Regions from separate parts of the Mus musculus genome. Here region 1 is linked to region 2. Evidence: chromatin loops called from intact Hi-C (ENCODE). Cell type or tissue: left cerebral cortex. All regions are shown on one strand. Each heading gives the region's core, and the rest is flanking DNA. Links, peaks and the distances in the headings are about the cores only.

Region 1 (8,853 bases), core at 518-8,517, 50 kb after region 2:
AACTGCTGGCTGGCGGTTCCCACGACACTTGCTCAGATCCTCTTGTGTATTAGTCAGAGTTCTCTAGAGTCACAGAACTTATGGATAGTCTCTATATAGTAAAGGAATTTATTGATGACTTACAGTCTGCAGCCCAATTCCCAACAATGGTTCAGTAGTAGCTGTGAATGGAAGTCCAAGGATCTAGCAGTTACTCAGTCTCACACAGTAGCCTGGTGACTTTGGGAGGTCATTGTTCCTTTCCCCAGTATGACCACATCGAATAAACCTCCTTTCACTCTTGTCTCTTTTACTGGAATATTGAGGAGGGGCAGTCAACGCTATCTTCTCTTGGAATAAGCTTTCCAACATTCTTTCCCGTGCAAGCAAAGCTTGCACCCAAGCTTGTTTGCCACAAACAGCCAATAGCATATTGGCTAGCTTTTGAGCATAGTACTGTCGACCCCAAAGCACTAGTCCTCACTATGCTATACTATACTATACTATACTATACTATACGTAATACCTGCCATCCGTAGATCCTGCACCTCAGGGTTACAAACTGAGGCCCCATGTTGGTTCTTTGGGACAGGGTTTCTCTGTGTAGCCCTGCCTGTCCAGGAACTCACTCTGTAGACCAGGCTGGCCTCAGAACAGCCAGTATTCTGGTCTCACACCAAACTGTCTCTTGCTTCCTGTCCTGTTAACATGCTTTTTGCACTGCCTGGGAAGTGAGAAGGGACACTTCCGGGGGTGGCAGGGTGTTCCTAGCCTTTAGGCTACACAGAACCAAATGGAACCAGGCCTGGCGGCAAATTGTTGGAGAGGCCTGAGGTTACACAGTTGAAACTGAGGATCCAGTTAGGCCTCCAGACACTCTTGGCTGACTTCTTAGATATCTCATCAGGGGCCACAGGCTCTTCCCTTAGGGAACAGGCCTTAAGGGGAAAGGTTGAGAGTCCAGCCAAAGAATTTAAACCCTTCAGGCCAAGCCTGGTGTGGAAGCCTAAGCCGTAATCCTAAGGTTTAGTAAAGGCAGAAGGACCATCCCCAGCCACACGCAGTTTGAGGCCAGCCTGGGCTAAAGACAAAAACTAAACACAGTCGGAGCTGGCAAGAAGACTCAGTAGGTAAAAATGCTTGCTGCCAAGTCAGATGACCTGAATTTAATCCCTAGGACCCACGTGGTAGAAGGGAAGAACTTAAGTTATTCTCTGCCCTTCACTGCACTGTGTGCCATGTGCCCAATCATATCAACAAACGTAATTTATTTTTTAAAAGACAAAGCCTTCAGGCCTCTACTTCCTCACCTTCAAAAGGAGATGCCTAGCTACATCAGGGAGGTCTGGATGGATTGGTTCGTTTCATCTCCAATCTGACTGCGTTTTCCACATTATGGGACAATTATGAGGAGCAGAGATTGCCACCCATGCTTCTGAAATGTAAGCTCAGGAAGTCTTCATGCACATGTCCAAACATGATATCATGCATGGTATCAAACATGATGTCCGGCAGAGAATTTACATCTCAAATGCCAATCAGCCCAACTCTCTTTAATTTTCCACAGGGAAGTCCAGCAGACCTTAACTTATCTCCTGCCCGGATCAAAAACGGCCTTTCACTCACCCATTTCCCCATTTTCTTTCCTCCAAGTTATCTGATGCCAGAACAATCAAGTCACTATCTAGCTCAAAAAACCAGGAGATGCCTCCTTCTTTGCTCTGGTCTACAAGACTGGGCCAGATTCTAGCCTGATCTGCTGTTCTCTCAAATTAGAATTCATCCAGGGATACTCCACAAACTTTTTGAGTACCATGCTGCCGGGCCAGCAGGCCTCTAGTGACTGCCACTGCCTGTACCCCGATGCTTGGCCGGCTTTGTGTCAGAATCCTTTGAACTTCCGTTCCAATCCGAAAGCACACGCCTCCTCTGACCTCCCTACTTGAGTTCTTCAGCAGACTCTCAGATCCAGTCTTTCCACTGGGTGCCTGCCTGACTCAGGACAGAGTTCCTAAACACTGGCGGCCTGGATAAAAAGAATCATAAAATGCCGATAGTTTGGAGAGTACGAGGTCCCCAAGGTGTCCTTTGCCATAACTATCGGGAAACTTTAAACAAAAGCCTTAGATAACAGCCTGGAACCAGGCAGGCCGAGTCACAAGGTTGCCGGGCTCCAATGGATCTTCAAGAGCGGCAAAGCCAGGACAGATGCTTGTCATTTTTAGAGGCGAGCAAGACCTGCATAGGTCTTGAGACACCTCTGCGATTGTTTTCCTGAGAACAGGGGTGCTACCTCCTCAGCCTGCTTCATTGCTCACTGAGCTCAGGTCTTGGCGGGATCCGGGCAGGCCGTTCTAGCCCTAGTTTCCAGATTGTTTCCCCTAGTCATTGTTTCTCCTTTTCTTGGGCTCGCGCTCTCCTCCCGTTCTTTCCAGTGCCGGCCCCCACACCCCGCGACCTCCCACCGCCTCTCCGCACCCCCCCCCACCGCGCTTCTCAAGGAGGCGGGTCCAGCCCCGCGAGCGCTCCAATCCGAGCGCCCTCAACTGGCCCTGCCTCCGCGAGCCCCGCCCCACGCCACCGCCAGCCAATAGAAATTCGTGTTCGTACAGTCGGCCTGTCCAATCGCAGGTTGGCTGTGAGCCTCGCGCGCCCCGCCCCTGCTGCTCTCGGCCGCGGCTCCGCGGGCGGTCGCGCCGGGGCTTCGGCATTCTCCGAGCAGCGCCGAGCTGCGTCGGGCTCAGCCGGCTGCGTCCGGAGGTGCGGGCGACGGCGCCGCTGTGCTCCAGCGGTGCTAACCGAGGCAGAAGCCATCCGGCCGGGTCGGAAGGCGCCTGAGACTCGGGCAGGGCAGGAGCGGCGTAGGTCCCAGGACTGAGCGGGAGGCGGACCGGCACACGTTCCCGGCCCGGCAGAGCCTCCCGAAGCGGTCCCTGCAGAGCCGGGTCGGTCGCCGAGGTGGCTTCCGCTTCCCGGGGCCTCACCTGCGCAGGCCGCGGTGCGCCAGGTGCGGAGGCGTGTGCGTCGCCTGGGCACCTCCCACGGCAGCCAGCGGGGCGGAGGCGGGGCCGCCGCCCGGGTCTCCAGCGGTTCGCCCGGCCGTCTCCGTCAGTCTCACCGGTCCGCCGGGCCCCGCGGATCGGGATGCTGCTGCTCGCTTGCGAGCCGCCCTCCACGCCAGCCCCCGCTGCCGGGGCCGCACCTCGCTGTTTACATGTCAGTGGAGCCCGGGTTCCCCGAGGGTGAGAGCAGCCGGCTCACTGGACCTGGGGCTCCGAACTCAGATCCTCTCCTGCCCGCAGCCTCCGCCGCCATCTGGACTGGATCCAGCTCTGGTGTTTTTGAGGAGGGGGGTGTGGTGTCGGGAAAGGAATCCTGGGGTTTTCTAGTATCCCCTTCTTTTTTTCTTTTTTCTTTTCTTTTTCTTTTTGGCCCTGCGGGCTTCAGACTCAGGGAACTTGCTCATGGCTTTTTTGATGAAGAAGAAGAAATTTAAATTTCAAACCACTTTCACCTTGGAGGAGCTGACTGCGGTCCCCTTCGTGAACGGGGTCCTCTTTTGCAAGGTCCGGCTGCTGGATGGCGGGGATTTTGTCAGCTTGTCGTCCAGGTAGGCATTGAGGTTTTCGCGTTTGCAGGGGAGGGTGGGGAGTGCTGATGAGTGAGATCTAGCCACTTGGCAAATGTGGAAGACTCAGCTAGGGACGGATGGGCAAGGGGCCCGCCTGGGGAAAGATTTGCTCTAAGCAGGACTTAGGTCTGAGTGAGCTGGCAGAGCGCCTGGCATTTGTCTGCAGGTGACCAGCCAGAAACCTTTTAGGGCCCTGCGTGCACTCTTCAAGTCACCCGTTTTACAGATTTGTATGGAGAGAGCTGACTGAGATTTTCACTTTAAGGGATTAAGTAAGGGTGTCTCAGGCCACCTTGCCACCAAGCTGGCTCCTGTGGCTGTCATACGATTGAGAGATTGGGCCAGCCAGGGCTCTCTGGCTCTCTCCCCTTGGCTGGGAAAGCCCAGTTCCAGGCACTCCCTGGATTTGATTGCGGGAGGTGGCTGGATTTTGGGTTGCCCAGCCCCCTCTTGAGTGACTGCCCTCCACTGGCTAAAGCTGGACTGCTTTGCAATGCAAATGTCCTTGCCAGGAGACTGCCTTCCCCTGTGAAAAAAGCCATCGGGTTTGATTTTGTGTCCGTCATCGTCCTAGTAGGTCCAGCTTCCCAGTTTATTGCTGAATGAGGTCCCAGTCCACCTTTTGCAGGTTGAGCTCATGGCGGTCACACAGTCCTGACCTGCCTGCAGAGGTCCGTAGAGTCCAGCTAATGGGGAAAGGAAGTCAAGTTCAGGCTCTTTCTGGGTTCCTGTTCCCTCTTCGGCACACTGGACCTAATACAGGTTTCTCCATCAGCTTTGTAAAGGGAAGTTGCAGTAGATAGGCCCCTGGCCCAGCTCCCGAGATGCTTCCCCCTCCTAGCCTGTCCCTTGCTTCTTAGGTCTTGTGGGCCTAGTTAGCTGGACCTGCCCCACTATTCAGAGCGCTCAGAGGTGTGTTAGACGGATTGGGATAATGAGCCCCAGAAAGAGGAAGTAAATTGGTTGCCAGAGACTTTGCCGGAGGCATTTGTCAACCAGATTTGGCCAGTTGGAAGACCTGTTGGGTGAATTCTGTTGGAAGGAGAGAAGCTATGTGGTCTGATTCAGATTTTGGAATCTGTGGATAGAGGTGCCTGTTCTGTGCACTGGGCCTCCTGTTCTGCTCAGGGCCGCTTATCTGAGGAATTTGGACAAGGGCTGCCCTTTGTGGTGGGGGTGGCTGCAATCCTCTGCCTGTGAAGTCTGTAATCCCTGCAGTTACCCTTCCTAACGACCGGCTGGTCCGGCCATGGCGCAGTGTCAGAGGGTTGTGCTCAGTGATTGGACCTGGGGTCAGCCACTGAGAAATACCCAGTCTCCCTGATCTCACGTGCTGGCAATTACTGGTGCTCTGCTCACGGTCTCACTAGCACCTCTCAACACCACCCACGGAGCAGGAGTAGAGGAGGGGGAATCATTCTTACAGAGGTGAAAACAGAGGCTCAGAGAGAGTGACTTTAGCTGTTACACTGTGCCTCTGACCCTCAGTTTCCTCTTACTGTAAAATGGGGAAGTAATGTTCACCTTTCAGTTGTGAGGGGAATGGAGAGTGTACCATGCATGACCAGGGGAGTGGCTACAGTAGTTAAGATTACTGTATTGTAAGGGGTCCCGGCCCCAGCCTTCCCCAACCCCAGGCTACAGGATGGGGGGGACACCCCTTAATCAGCAGAGGTCCTTAAGTGATCTGGGATTGAGCACAGTACCAAGGAATTTGTACCAAGCCCAGGCTAAAGTTTCACATGTCTACTTAGACCCTTAGCCAGCCACTGTGACCCTACCTGTCAGCTTTTCTCCTGCCTCAACATGTCCCCACATCCTGGAAAGTCTGGAAAGTTCCAGGACTTACTTAGCACACATGCTCTGGATTTCACCTCTGTTTTCCCTTCTTCCGCCTGGCAAGAGGCCACGGATTCTCTGAACCCAGCCAAGCCCAGGTTCCCATCTGGAATAAAGCCTCATCTGGGTGGGTGGGGTACTAAAGAGGAAGGGACTGCCATTGAGGCCCAAATCTCAGTGCTTAGATCCTGGACACTTGGGTACTGCTGAGCAAGTGTGGCGGCAGAGAGCCGTGATGTCGGAACCCACACCGCTTTAAAGTGGCTTTGGCTTCTGTGGGCTTTTACCAAGGAGATGAGCGTTCCTATGTTGCCTTTCCCTCTGCCCATACCCCTCCCATATTTATTTTGTACCCCAGGAGCCTCAGCCACCTCTCTACTACCTTGATCCTGTTGTTTATAAGTTGACTGAGGTGACTGGACCTGCTTAGCACATCTTTCCAACCCTAGGATGGCTTTTTGGACTGTTGGCAGCATGGGTGGTGTCAGACTGACTACAGCCCTAGGCCCCACCCTTGCAACACCCTGTTTCCTAGCTGGTGTTTTCCAGTGTGTTGAGTGCCATGGCAACGGCTGGTATTCAGCTCTGTCTGACCCAGTTGGAACAGGTGCGACAGGTGATTCCTGGGGCTGTTTCTTACCCTTATCTTCCAACACTGCCTTAGGAGCAGCAGTTCCCACGGCAACCAGAGTCCTCGTGCCCAGATTGTGCTAGGCATAGCACTGAGTGTTTTGAGCAGGGTATCCCCACTAATCCTCCCAGCCATCTGGAGAGGCACTGAGACCAAAGTGGTAAAACCACACACTAGAGGTTACCAGGTAGTAAATGGCACAGGGGGAAAATTCCTTTCTCATAGTGGGTTTCTTTGATTGTATGCTTGCCGATGCCAGGGACTACCCAAATACCTGACCATCTAACCCTATTTGTGGGTGAGGACACTGAGAAAGGAAGATGAAGTGACTGGACCCATGTTACCGAGCCAGAGAGTAGCAAAGATAGAACTTGATTGCAGCAGGTCTAGTGCAAAGCCCTGTCTTGGTGGTATGTGTCAGAAGCAACTACAGATCCATGGGACATTCCAGACTCGACAAAGGCTTCTTTCAGTGGCTTGGGTGGTACAGCAGAGTCTGGTGCTGGACGGTTTTGAGGCACTGAACTTGGTTTTGTGAAGCCCAAGGTAAATATAGAGTCTCTGGACTAAAGGAATCAATGTATTTGTGGTCACGCATAGGCAATCCCTCCACATAGTGGGCATTTGCTATGTGTTCTTGCCTGGGGCCTCCCAGGAAGATAATCCAAGTGGTACCTGGGAGGGTTTTCAGGGTTAGCAAGTGTCCAGGAGGATACAGAGGTCCCATCCAGTGTGGCGATTCTGGCAGAGGCGAATGTGTACACGTGGCCGTCAGAGCAGGAGAATGTTCCTCCCTGGCATTGGCTTGCCACACGCATGGGAGAGGCGTGCAAGGAAACACGGGCTTACCTCGCAGGAAGGAGAAGAGAGAGGAGAGGATACTGCTTCCTTAGCCTGTGGATGGGGAAACCAGTCTGGGGCAGAAGTGTCCTGCCAGAGTTACTTCATGGGAGGAATATGTGACACAGTTGGCCAGACTGTAGTCTAGCCCTTACCTCTGTCCCCGGGGCTTCAATCCTCCTCTTTGCACCAGGAAAGTGGGTGGGGCCAGGAGGAGAAGAAAGATCTCTTTCAAGGCCACCTCCGGCTTTGTACTTGAGTGCTAGGTTGTCTGAGAAGCTGTGACTTGGAGTGGGCCTTCCCTCAACCCTTGTCCTTTCTTCTTGGCCAGCTTTGAGTCCTCCGTGGGGTTTTATTTTTGTAAATAGAGCCTGGCCGCTATCACACTTTCTGTGACGCAGCCATGTGCCCGTCATACATGAGTACTCAAAGGAGCTTTTGGGATCTTGAGTTAGCTCTGCATCTAGAGGTCTTGTGCTCAAGCCCAGACCCTGGTCCTGGGGCAGGCAGACCGACTTGATTGTTTCCTACCCAAGCCACATTTTTTGGCCAGGGTTCTCTCCCTCTCCCCCTCCCCCTCCTCCTCCTCCTCCCTCTCCCTCTATTTAAAAAAAAAAAAAACCTGTAGAATGTCTCTGGGTTTGCAGCCATGCAGGGCATGCTCTGGGATAGCTTGGTATGGGGCTCTGAGAAAGCAGAATGGAGATTCCTAAGGGGGTACAGTGTTAAGTACAAGAGGACCCCACAATTGGATAAGGCCTTTATTGTCCTGGTCAGAACTGGGTCGCTGTTGGTTGAACAAATTGGAAAGGTAGAGAGTGAATAACCATGGGTTTTTTCTTTCTCCTTGACTGAGACTCCCTTTCCACTGGCAGTCTTGTTTCTTGGAGTTCCTAGTTAGGTTGTGACAATATGCTTGGTAGGCCAAGCTAATCTGGGGCAGGTTCTTGTGGATCCTGGTGGACCCTGGCATGCCAACCGGTGAAATGGTTTTGTTCAGACATCTGTCCATCTTTCTTTTCTCTAGCTTCAAATTCTTTTCACCCCTTGCCCTAAGCTTACTGTTACCTCAGGAAGGAACAGTTTATGGGAGTCTTAGAAGCTGAGAGGGATTGAGCTGAAGATGGGGAAGAACCTGTAGAGAAGGAAGCTCCTGGCTTGAAGGCATGTCTGCCTATGCGAGGTGGGATGGGGTGTGAAAAGAGTTGTGGGACTAGAGAAAACAAAAATGGAAGGTTGCGGGACTGGAACTGCTTTCAGTCTTAGGGATCCTATGAGGGCCCAGGGAGCAGGGGAACAATGTGGCATCATTTACCTGTTAAGATGATGGCTCTTGGGTGCTGGTAAGAGACAACAGGCAGTGCTGACCTAGCCTGGCAGAGAAGTGGCACATAGAAAAGAAGGAACAGAATGGAGAAGATACCGGGCAAAGTGGGCAGGAGGGTTCCCTATCCTAGACACGGCACCATACTTTGAAGGTGCTAGGAGATAGGCATTCAAAGGGGGCATAGTTTCAACGGTGTCCTGGAAACCAGGGCTCATGTAAAAGTGGAAAATCAGACAGCGGTGCTGTGAGGCAGCAGTCAACATAAGGGACTTTGAAATGGCCTCCTCACCTGTGTTTTGAGGGCTCTTCCTTCTCCTATGGCAAACTCTTAAATCCTTGGCATGTTCTGAGTGTCTCTTACTGTCAGTTTGCTTCCTGAGGCCCCTGTGATCGGTCTTTCCTGTGCGGGCACAGTGGCCAGGGAACCTATGGTAAGAAACCCCATTGTCAGGAGATGGGGAGGAGTGGGCCTTAGAGATCAGCCGGGCCATGGTGCCAGCATACCTGGCTCTCTCTGAAGTCAGATCATATGGCTGTGGCCTTGGTAAGGAGCTTCCCAACCTGTTTCATGCCTTAGTGACTACTGCTTGAACCTGGCCTTTGCTG
Region 2 (8,853 bases), core at 487-8,486:
TCCCCAGTGCTCCTTTGGGAATGGTCATGTTTTTCTGACCACTCCTTTTGGTTTTGTGGAAACTCAGACATCAGTTCTCTTACTTGGAACAAGAGTTACTTATCTTGTTGCTGTGACCACAGCATATCTGACAAGAAGCTGCTTAGGAGAGGAAGGCTTGTTTTGGCTTACACTTTGAGAGTCTGTCCTGGAGGGCAAGGCCGGGTGTGAGAGGGAAGCACTCTCTCAGCTTCCAACTTCTCAGCTCACAGAGCAGGAGGCAGAGGGCAAGGCTGTGCTGCTGTGAACAGCTTCCTCTCCTTTCTTCATTTCAGTGCCCCAGTGTGTAAGAGGATACCAGGCCTCACAGTTAAACCTCTCTGGACACACTTCTAGGTAATTCCAGATGCAGACACATTTACGATAACCACCAACTAGCCCGCCCTCCCTCCCTAAGGTGCAGCTCACTTCGAGGCCTGTTTCCTCACCTGTAAAATGGTAACACCCTCTATCGGCAGCAGGCCAGGCCACCCCCTACTTAAACCTCTCCTTGTATAACAAAATATTTTTAAGAAGGACTTATTTTTTTTTAATTGTTGGGAGGGGTGCACACTTGCGTGCACGCACAAAAGGTGCAGTACCTTCAGAGGCCAGTGAGGTTTTTGGTTTTTCAAAACAGGGTTTCTCTGTGTAGCTGTGGCTGTCCTGGAACTCACTAGCTCCCTCTGTGGACCAGGCTGGCCTCGAACTAATTTGGGGAGGCACCAAAATACCTAGGAAGCCTTATTTATTAAAGTGTTTGTTTTTATTTAATCTAAAATTTTATTTGTGTGTATATTTGTGTGTCTGCCAACTGTGTGCTGTGGACATCAGAGGAGCTCTTAGGATCCCCTGGAGCCAGAGTTGCAGGTGTAGTGAAGTACCTGATACAAGTGCTGGAAACCAAACCCAAGTCCTTGGGACGAGCAGCAAATAGCCTTAACCACTGAGCCATCTCTCCACCCGCCTTTTTTTTTTTTTTTTTTTTTTTTTTGTGGTTTTTCGAGACAGTGTTTCTCTGTAGCCCTGGCCGTCCTGGAACTCACTCTGTAGACCAGGCTGGCTTCAAACTCAGAAATCTGCCTGCCTCTGCCTCCCAAGTGCTGGGATCAAAGGCATGTGCCACCACACCCGGCTCCACCCGCTTATTAATTATTGTTTTAAATGTCTGATTGTAGCTAACAAGCTGAAAAGTGACTCCTTGGAAGCCTTTTGAATTGCCCAGGACCTTGTATAGAAGCTGGGGTCATTAGAAAGGCCTGGTGGGGCCTAGTTATCTGTATTTATTTAATTTATTTTTCTAGTTTTGTTGAAGTATCACTGACATACAATAAAGTCCATATGTGTAGTAATTTGATGATGGAGTGTACACCTGGTGATGGGAATGATCGATCATGCAAACCTCCATGACCCCCAAGTTCTTGGTGCTCTTCTGTAGCCTTGCCCACTCCCAGCAATCCCCCATCCTTATCCCTAAGCAACTCCTCTCACATCCAAGTGTGTGGACCAGAGATGAGATCCCATGTAAAGCCAGACAAGGTGGTTCTCAGCATCCGGAATTCCAGCATCCCATAGGTGAGAAAGTCACAGAAGCCAGAGAATCCCAGGGGCCACATAGCCTGTCACATGCCACAGTGAACACACAGTCTCAAATAGGCCAGCAGGTGAGAAATGCCCTCCTACAGCTGTGATCTGACCTCCACAAGCCTTGACACACCGATGCCCACACCTCTGCATGTGTACACAAACACAAAGGATTTTTAATTTTTTTTTTAAACAAAATTAACCAGGCATGGTAATGCATTCCTGTAGTTCTAGCACTCCTAAGACAGGGGCAGGCAGATCACAGCAAGAACAAGGCTATCCTGGTTTACATAGTGATTTCTGAGATCTACCGCCAGCCAGATATACACAGGGAGAATTAGAAATAAATAAATGTACTGGCCACCGTGGTCCACATCTTTACTCTCAGAAGTCCATAGGCAGATGCAGGACAAGTTCTGTGAGTTCGAAACCAGCCTGGTCTATGTAGTGAAAGCTTGCCAATAAACAAACAAACAAACAAATAGATGAATGAATGAACGAGCGAACGAATGAATGAATGAATGCAAGTTCTTTTGACTCAGCAGCTTCATTCTAGAATAAGCAAGCCAGAGCAGTGAACTGTCTGCCCTAAGATCTTTGGTCTTGGGGTTGGGCTGAGGGGAGGGGCTGCAGGCCTGCTTGGCTGGCTGGCCATGGATTCGAGAACCATCCCCTGGACTCTGTGTCCCCGAGCCCTTTGGTCTCTGAGCACAAGCTCTGGTGGAAAATGCAACAGGACTGAAGAGTCACAGTCCTAGATTTCACCCTGTGCTCAGCAGGGTGGACAGAGCTTAGGGTAGGGCAGGTGTCACCCGATGCCTCCGGAGGAGTCCAGGTCCACTTGGAGCCTGCATGGGGTAGGAGAGACCTAGGTGGCTGAAACCAGCCACCACCAGTACAGACCAAGAACCTGGCCCCAGCTGACACCGCTTCCTGGAACGCAGGGAGCAGCCCTTTGTTCTCCAAACACCAAATGGTTTCTCTGGGCCTCAGAACTGGAGCAGGGGCCTGGCCTGGCCTGGCTGCCGGAGCTGAGTGTGGGTGTGGAGCCTGGGACCCTGGAGACCTCATCTCTGAAATAGACCCTGACCCCCTGTACCGCTTAGGGGAAGCTCCTTCCCCCTTCTTAGGTCCCCACTTCCTGAGGTGATCAGATTTGAAAGTAGATTGGTTCACTCTGCTTCTCAGCCAGAGGGGCCGAGAGCTCAGAGGTAGGAGCCAAGCAGACCTGAATCCCATGTCTACCAGACTACTTTCTGTGCCTTGAAGTCTTATTGGTGGATTGAGTGAAACAAGGCTTCACTGTGTAGCCCAGACTAGCCTGGAGCTCCTGATCTTCTTGCCTTGATCTTCTGAGTGCTAGGATTACAGGAGCATGAACTAATTGATTTATTTTCTGTATGGGAGTACACTGTAGCTGGACAGACAGTTGTGACAGACAGATGGTTGTGAGACATCATGTAGTTGCTCTGTCTCCACTCACTCCTGCCCAAAGATTTATTTATTATTATATGTGAGTACACTGTAGCTGTCTTCAGACACACCAGAAGAGGGTTTCAGATGGCTCATTACGGATGGTTGTGAGTCATCATGTGGCTGCTGGGATTTGAACTCATGACCTATGGAAGATTAGTCGGCGCTCTTAACCGCTGAGCCCTCTCTCCAGCCCCTGAGCTAATTCTTATATTGCAATGTTTTTCTCAGTCTGAAACTCAGCAGTGCCCCTCCTTCACTGTATTTTGGAGGCTGATTCCAACAGATCAACCCCATTCTAGCATCCATCTCTAGCTCCTGTCTTCTCATCCATCCCATGCCAGCCACACTGGCCGCTTGTCACGGCATGAAGCCCTAACTTTCTACCTCCAGCCGCAGGATGCTTTCTTTTCTGGCCTCTGCCTCTCACATTGTCTCTCTCCCCAGTTGGCTCCTCACAGCTCCTGTGTTATCAAAGTAGTTGTCTGGGTAAGTACTAGCACCGGAGACTTATCTGTAGGAGAAAGTGTGGGCCTGACCTGGCAGCCAGCCTGCCCGGCACATGGCACTTCTAAATAAGAAGCACGGTGTACCATGCTCATGAGTATGCCCAGAAGTCAGAACAGAGGATTCTGAAGTAGCCTGACAGTTGGGAGCTGGCCTGCTGAGGCTGCCCTCTCCACATCTCTTTTTATGTGCTTCTCTCGCACCGAGATCCTGGTGGTATGGGCGCTCACTGTCCAGTCTGAGGTAATGTGCTAACCAGTCACAGACGATAGCTTCCGCGATATGAGTGCTTGCTGGTGTGTAATACAGCAGATGCTGTTCCCTGAAGCCCTGTCCAGAGTGATTTACTGACATCTCTGCATCCTTTACTGACCAGTAGGCATTGCAGTCTTATCTAGGGACACCCCGGTGATGACAGCATGTCACCCACCTACCCAACCATGTGTTGATGGGATTTAGAACTGGGACTCTGGTGAAATGACCCCGGCTAGATGAGCTAAGTACTGGGCTCTCGCTGCAGTATTGCTGCTTTCTGAGGAGAGTCGGAGGGGATGGAGATGCGGCTCAGCTGGCAAAGTGTTTACTGCGCAAGCATGAGGACCCAAGCTCTATTCCCAGGTGGTTCATGTGCCCATAATCCTACCACTGGCTAGGATTCCTGCGCTAAGTGCCTGCCAGTCTAGCTGATTTGACAAGCTCTAGATTCAGAAGGAAACCCTCTCAAAAAAATAAGGTAGGCAGAGGTTGAGGAGGACACCTGCTAATAACCTCCAGCCTCCACAGACCCCTGTACTCATATGTGTGTTCATGTACAGGGTCACCTGCCCATACAGAGGACTGTATTGCGGCTGGAGAGATAGCCCAGTGATTAAGAACTCTTTTGTTCTTGCAGAGGACTGGTTCATTTCCTAGCACCCACGTGCAGTGGCTCACAACTACCTGGAACTCCATCCAGTTCCTGATGAGCCTCCGCCCTCTTCTGGCCTCTGAGGGTACTGCATGTAGATGATGCACAGACAGGCTGGCCCAAACACCCACACACAGGAACTTAAAACATAATAAATCTTTAAAAAAAAATGTGTGGAGCTGAAGAGATTTCTTGGTGGTTGAGAGCACTGGCTGCTCTTGCATGATACATAATCATGTATGTACAATCATGATTCCAGCATTCTCATGACAGCTAAAGACTGTTGTAAGTTCCGCTTCCTAAAGCATCTGGCGCCCTCTTCTGGCCTTCTTAAGTACTGCGTGATCTTGGGGTACTTTCATACATGCACTCAAAACACCAAAAGACATAAAAAGAAAATAAACATTGCTGGGTATAGTGGCACAAGCCTTTAATCCCTGCAATTGGGATGCAGAAGCAGGCAGATCCCAGATCTCTATGAGTTCAAAGTCAGCCTGATCTACTTAGTAAAGTTCCAAGACAGCCAGGGCTACATAGTGAGTCCCTGCCTCATAAGTAAATAACAACAAAAATAAACAAAAGTCGCCCGGCATGGCGCACGCCTTTAATCCCAGCACTCGGGAGGCAGAAGCAGGCGGATTTCTGAGTTCAAGGCCAGCCTGGTCTACAGAGTGAGTTCCAGGACAGCCAGGGCTACACAGAGAAACCCTGTCTCGAAAAAAACCACAAATAAATAAATAAATAAATAAATAAATAAATAAAAATTTAAAAGTCTTTGGAAATTTATATATATGTGTGTGTGTGTGTCTTTTAGATTTACTATTCACTGTGTATGTCTGCGTGATGGCACAGAGTGTGTGCCACCACACATGTGTCACACTGCACGTGTGTGGAAGTCACCTCCTTGCACCAGTGACTTCCTGGGATCAGGTTCAGTTTCCCAGGCTTGAATGTAAGTCCTTCACCCCTGAGCAGTCTGGGAACTGAACCCAGGTCCTCAGCAAGGGCAGCACAGGCCATCTCTTAGACCCCACCCTTCACGGTGTTCCACGTAGCCCAGTCTGCTGAACCTGGCCTTGAACTCCTGATCATTCTGCCTATATCTCCCAGGTGCTGAGTTACAGGTATGTGCTCACCAAGCCTAGCTCAAAATAAATGTCCAAATGATAAGGAAAGGAGCTGAGATATATGTGTGTACACTACATGTATGTTATATTTACCTGCATATAATATATATATATTGTGTGTATATATAATGTATATATATTATATGCATATATTTGCTGGTGGTGGTGGTTGGTTGGTTTGGATTTTTTGAAACGGGGTTTCTCTGTGGCCTGGTTGTCCTGGAACTCACTTTATTGACCAAGCTGGCCTTGAACTCAGAGCTCTACCTGCCTTTTAACACCCCCACCCCTTCTGCCACCTGCCCCGAGTGCTGAGTTTAAAGGAGTGTTCCACCATGCCCGACAGTGCTGTTATATTTTAACAGGAGGCATTTTTCTTTTTTTAGGCAATGAAATGAATGATACATTTTTCAAGTAACCCAGTCTGGCTCCAGCCTGGGCCTGCAGGAGGCATTGTGACTAATTTGCCAGGACCGGGACTAGCAGAAACTGTCGGCTGTGAACCTCTCTGTCCTGTAGGTGGCGGTAGAGAAACCGTACCAAGCCTCAAGCTCAGCTCCAGCTGGAGGGAGAGCTCTGGTGGCTAGCCCAGGGGGCTGTCCTAGGTGCAAAGAGAGCTCAGGAAAAGAAGTCAGGGTCCCCACCCATCCTAGACCAGATTCTAGGCCTCAGTTTCCCCTACAGTGCTCAGAGTGCTTAGAGACTCCAAAGGTTCTAGACCTGCTCAGCCCAGGAAGCATCTGCGCCCCTGACGACCATGTTCCTGTCCGATCTTGCCACTCACCCCTCCCTCCCCTGGGTGGTAATGTTCTCCTTACCCCCTCGAAGGGGAAACTGAGGCTCCAAAAGATTAAATGACCTTCCAAAGTGAAGCACGGTGTGCGGTCAGAGCAAGAAAAAAAAGCTCACTGCCTTCTCACAGGGGATCCACAGAGCAGGCAGGGTTCTCTCCCGAAGAAGCGCTTGCTGAGGCTGGAGGCGGCTCACTGGGAAAGGCGCTTGACACAAAGTCTGACACTCTGAGCCCCAGGGTCTACATGGTGGAAGAAGATGGATGGTGAACCAACTCCTGAAAGCCAACCTGTAGAATGCTTACACACACACACACACACACACACACACACACACACACCAACGTAAAAAATGAAAATCATTGATTTATTGGAGAGGAAATAGAAAAAATAAACCAATAAAATGGGGGGGGGCGTTTAAAGCCATTTATCAATGGCTTTAAACAGAATAGGTAAATCAGCAGAAAAATACTTGTTAAATCTATCTCTGACGAAAGATTCAGATCTCAAAGATGCAACTAATGCTTCAGCTCAGCAAAACAGCTTAGTTTGACAGATTGGCAAAATGGGTCTTGAGCGGTTAAGAGCACTTGTTGCTCTTGGAGAGGACCAGGTTTGATTTCCAGCCCCCACGTCAGCTCACAAGCACCTGTAGATGGTTCAGTTCCAGGGAATCTGTTTTGACCTCTTTGGCAGTCAGACACGCATGTAGTATTGTATTAATCAGGGTTCTCTAGAGTCACAGAACTTATAGTCTTTATATAGTAAGGGAATTTATTGATGACTTACACTCTGCAGTCCAACTCCCAACAATGGTTCAGTAGTAGCTGTGAATGGAAGTCCAAGGATCTAGCAGTTGCTCAGTCCCACACGGCAAGCAGGTGAATGATACTCCCTTCTTCCAATGTCCTTACATGGTCTCCAGCAGAAGGTGTAGCCTAGAGTAAAGGTGTGGTGGCACCACACTTTTAATCCCAGATGACCTTGAACTCAGAGATCTCCCTGTCTTAATCTTCTGGAATCCATAGCTACTATGCCTCAAGATCTCCATACCAAGATCTAGATCAGACACTTCTATCTCCCAGCCTCCAGATTAGGGTCACTGGTAAGCCTTCCAATTCTGGATTGTAGTTCATTCCAAATATAGTCAAGTTGACAACCAGGAATAGCCACTACAGGTGTGCAGGATCACACAGGCAAAACACTCATGCACATAAAATAATCTAAAACCAAAAACTGCTTGTTCTTCAAGGGCCAAAGTCAGGCACATGCCTGTTGAAGAGCCACCAGTGCTTCTAGTCACTGAGCCATCTCTGAGACAGAATCTCATTCAGGAACCTAAGCTGGTCTTGAACCCATGACTGTCCTCTTCCCTAGTCTCAGAAGTGCTGGAGTTGCAGAGGTGGCACCCTGCCCAGCTAGTCTGTTCTTGTTTATTGCTGAATAGTGTTCCACTAGGACACACCCTGTGGAATGAACATCAGCAAGGGCTCTTGGGAGATGAAAACAGGAGAAAGTCAGCATGGCCTACATAGCCCTTCTAAGCCCACCAGAACTACAAGATCTTATCTAATATAAATATATAATATGTGATTATATATAATTATTTATATATGTACATTTATATACACATGTATATAAATAATTATACATAGATTATATAATTGTGGTGGTTTAAATATGCTTGGCCTATGGGAAGTGGCACTATTAGGAGGAGTGGCCTTGTTGGAGTGGGTGTGGCCTTGTTGGAGGAAGTTCATCATTGTGGGGGTGGGCTTTGAGATCCTATGCTCAAGCTCCACCCAGTGTGGAAGAGAGTCTCCTTCTGCTGCCTTCTGATCAAGATGTAGAATTCTTGGCTCTTCCAGCACCATGCCTGACTGGATGCTGCCATGCTCCCACCTTGATGATAATGGGCTGAACCTCTGAACCTGTAAGCCAGCCCCAATGAAATGTTTGCCTTTATAAGAGTTGCTTTGGCCATGGTGTTTCTTCACAGCAATAAAATTCTAAGACAACAATATATATTATTATAATGTAATTATTATAATATATTATATAACACACACACACATTCCCAGCACCTAAATGGCAGTGACAACTGTTGGTGAATCCAGTTCCAGGGGATCTGACAGCTTCTTCCAGCCTCTATAGGCACCAGGCACTCATGTGGTGAATAGACATACACCACATATAGGATCTCTGTGAGTTCAAAGCCAGCTTGGTCAGCATAGTGAGTTCCATGACAGCTAGAGCTACACAGTGATACACACACACACACACACACACACACACACACATATATACGCACACACACATATATATATACACACACACATATACACACACAAACACACATATTCATACACCCACGTGTATATGCTAACATATATATAACTAATATATATATATAACTAATATATATTAATATATACATTATATAGGT

Evidence for each region. A loop is a pair of places that touch in the nucleus more often than their neighbours do. Peaks named below come from ENCODE experiments on the same cell type or tissue, not always from the same donor. Only the 100,000 strongest peaks of a DNase experiment are listed, where the experiment ranks them.
Region 1: it touches region 2 in a loop (1.9-fold over the local background); 9 of 42 quality-filtered maps call a loop at or near these places.

Annotation. Positions count from the first base shown.
Region 1 is chr2:32,532,644-32,541,496 of GRCm38, forward strand. Fam102a (family with sequence similarity 102, member A) reads left to right here and starts at 2,716. Exons shown (of 11, transcript NM_153560.4): 1 at 2,716-3,589. The coding sequence starts at 3,444. In left cerebral cortex, for the core only: CTCF peaks have their summits at 4,098 (motif pointing left) and 4,305; DNase peaks (open chromatin) are centred at 1,880, 2,584, 3,139, 3,706 and 4 more places; H3K4me3 peaks cover 5,122 bases; H3K27ac peaks cover 4,471 bases.
Region 2 is chr2:32,482,743-32,491,595 of GRCm38, forward strand. No RefSeq gene overlaps it. Among named protein-coding and RNA genes, the nearest start is that of Slc25a25, 36 kb to the left of the region's middle. In left cerebral cortex, for the core only: CTCF peaks have their summits at 693, 4,642, 4,907 and 6,133 (motif pointing right); DNase peaks (open chromatin) are centred at 658, 4,582, 4,784 and 6,130.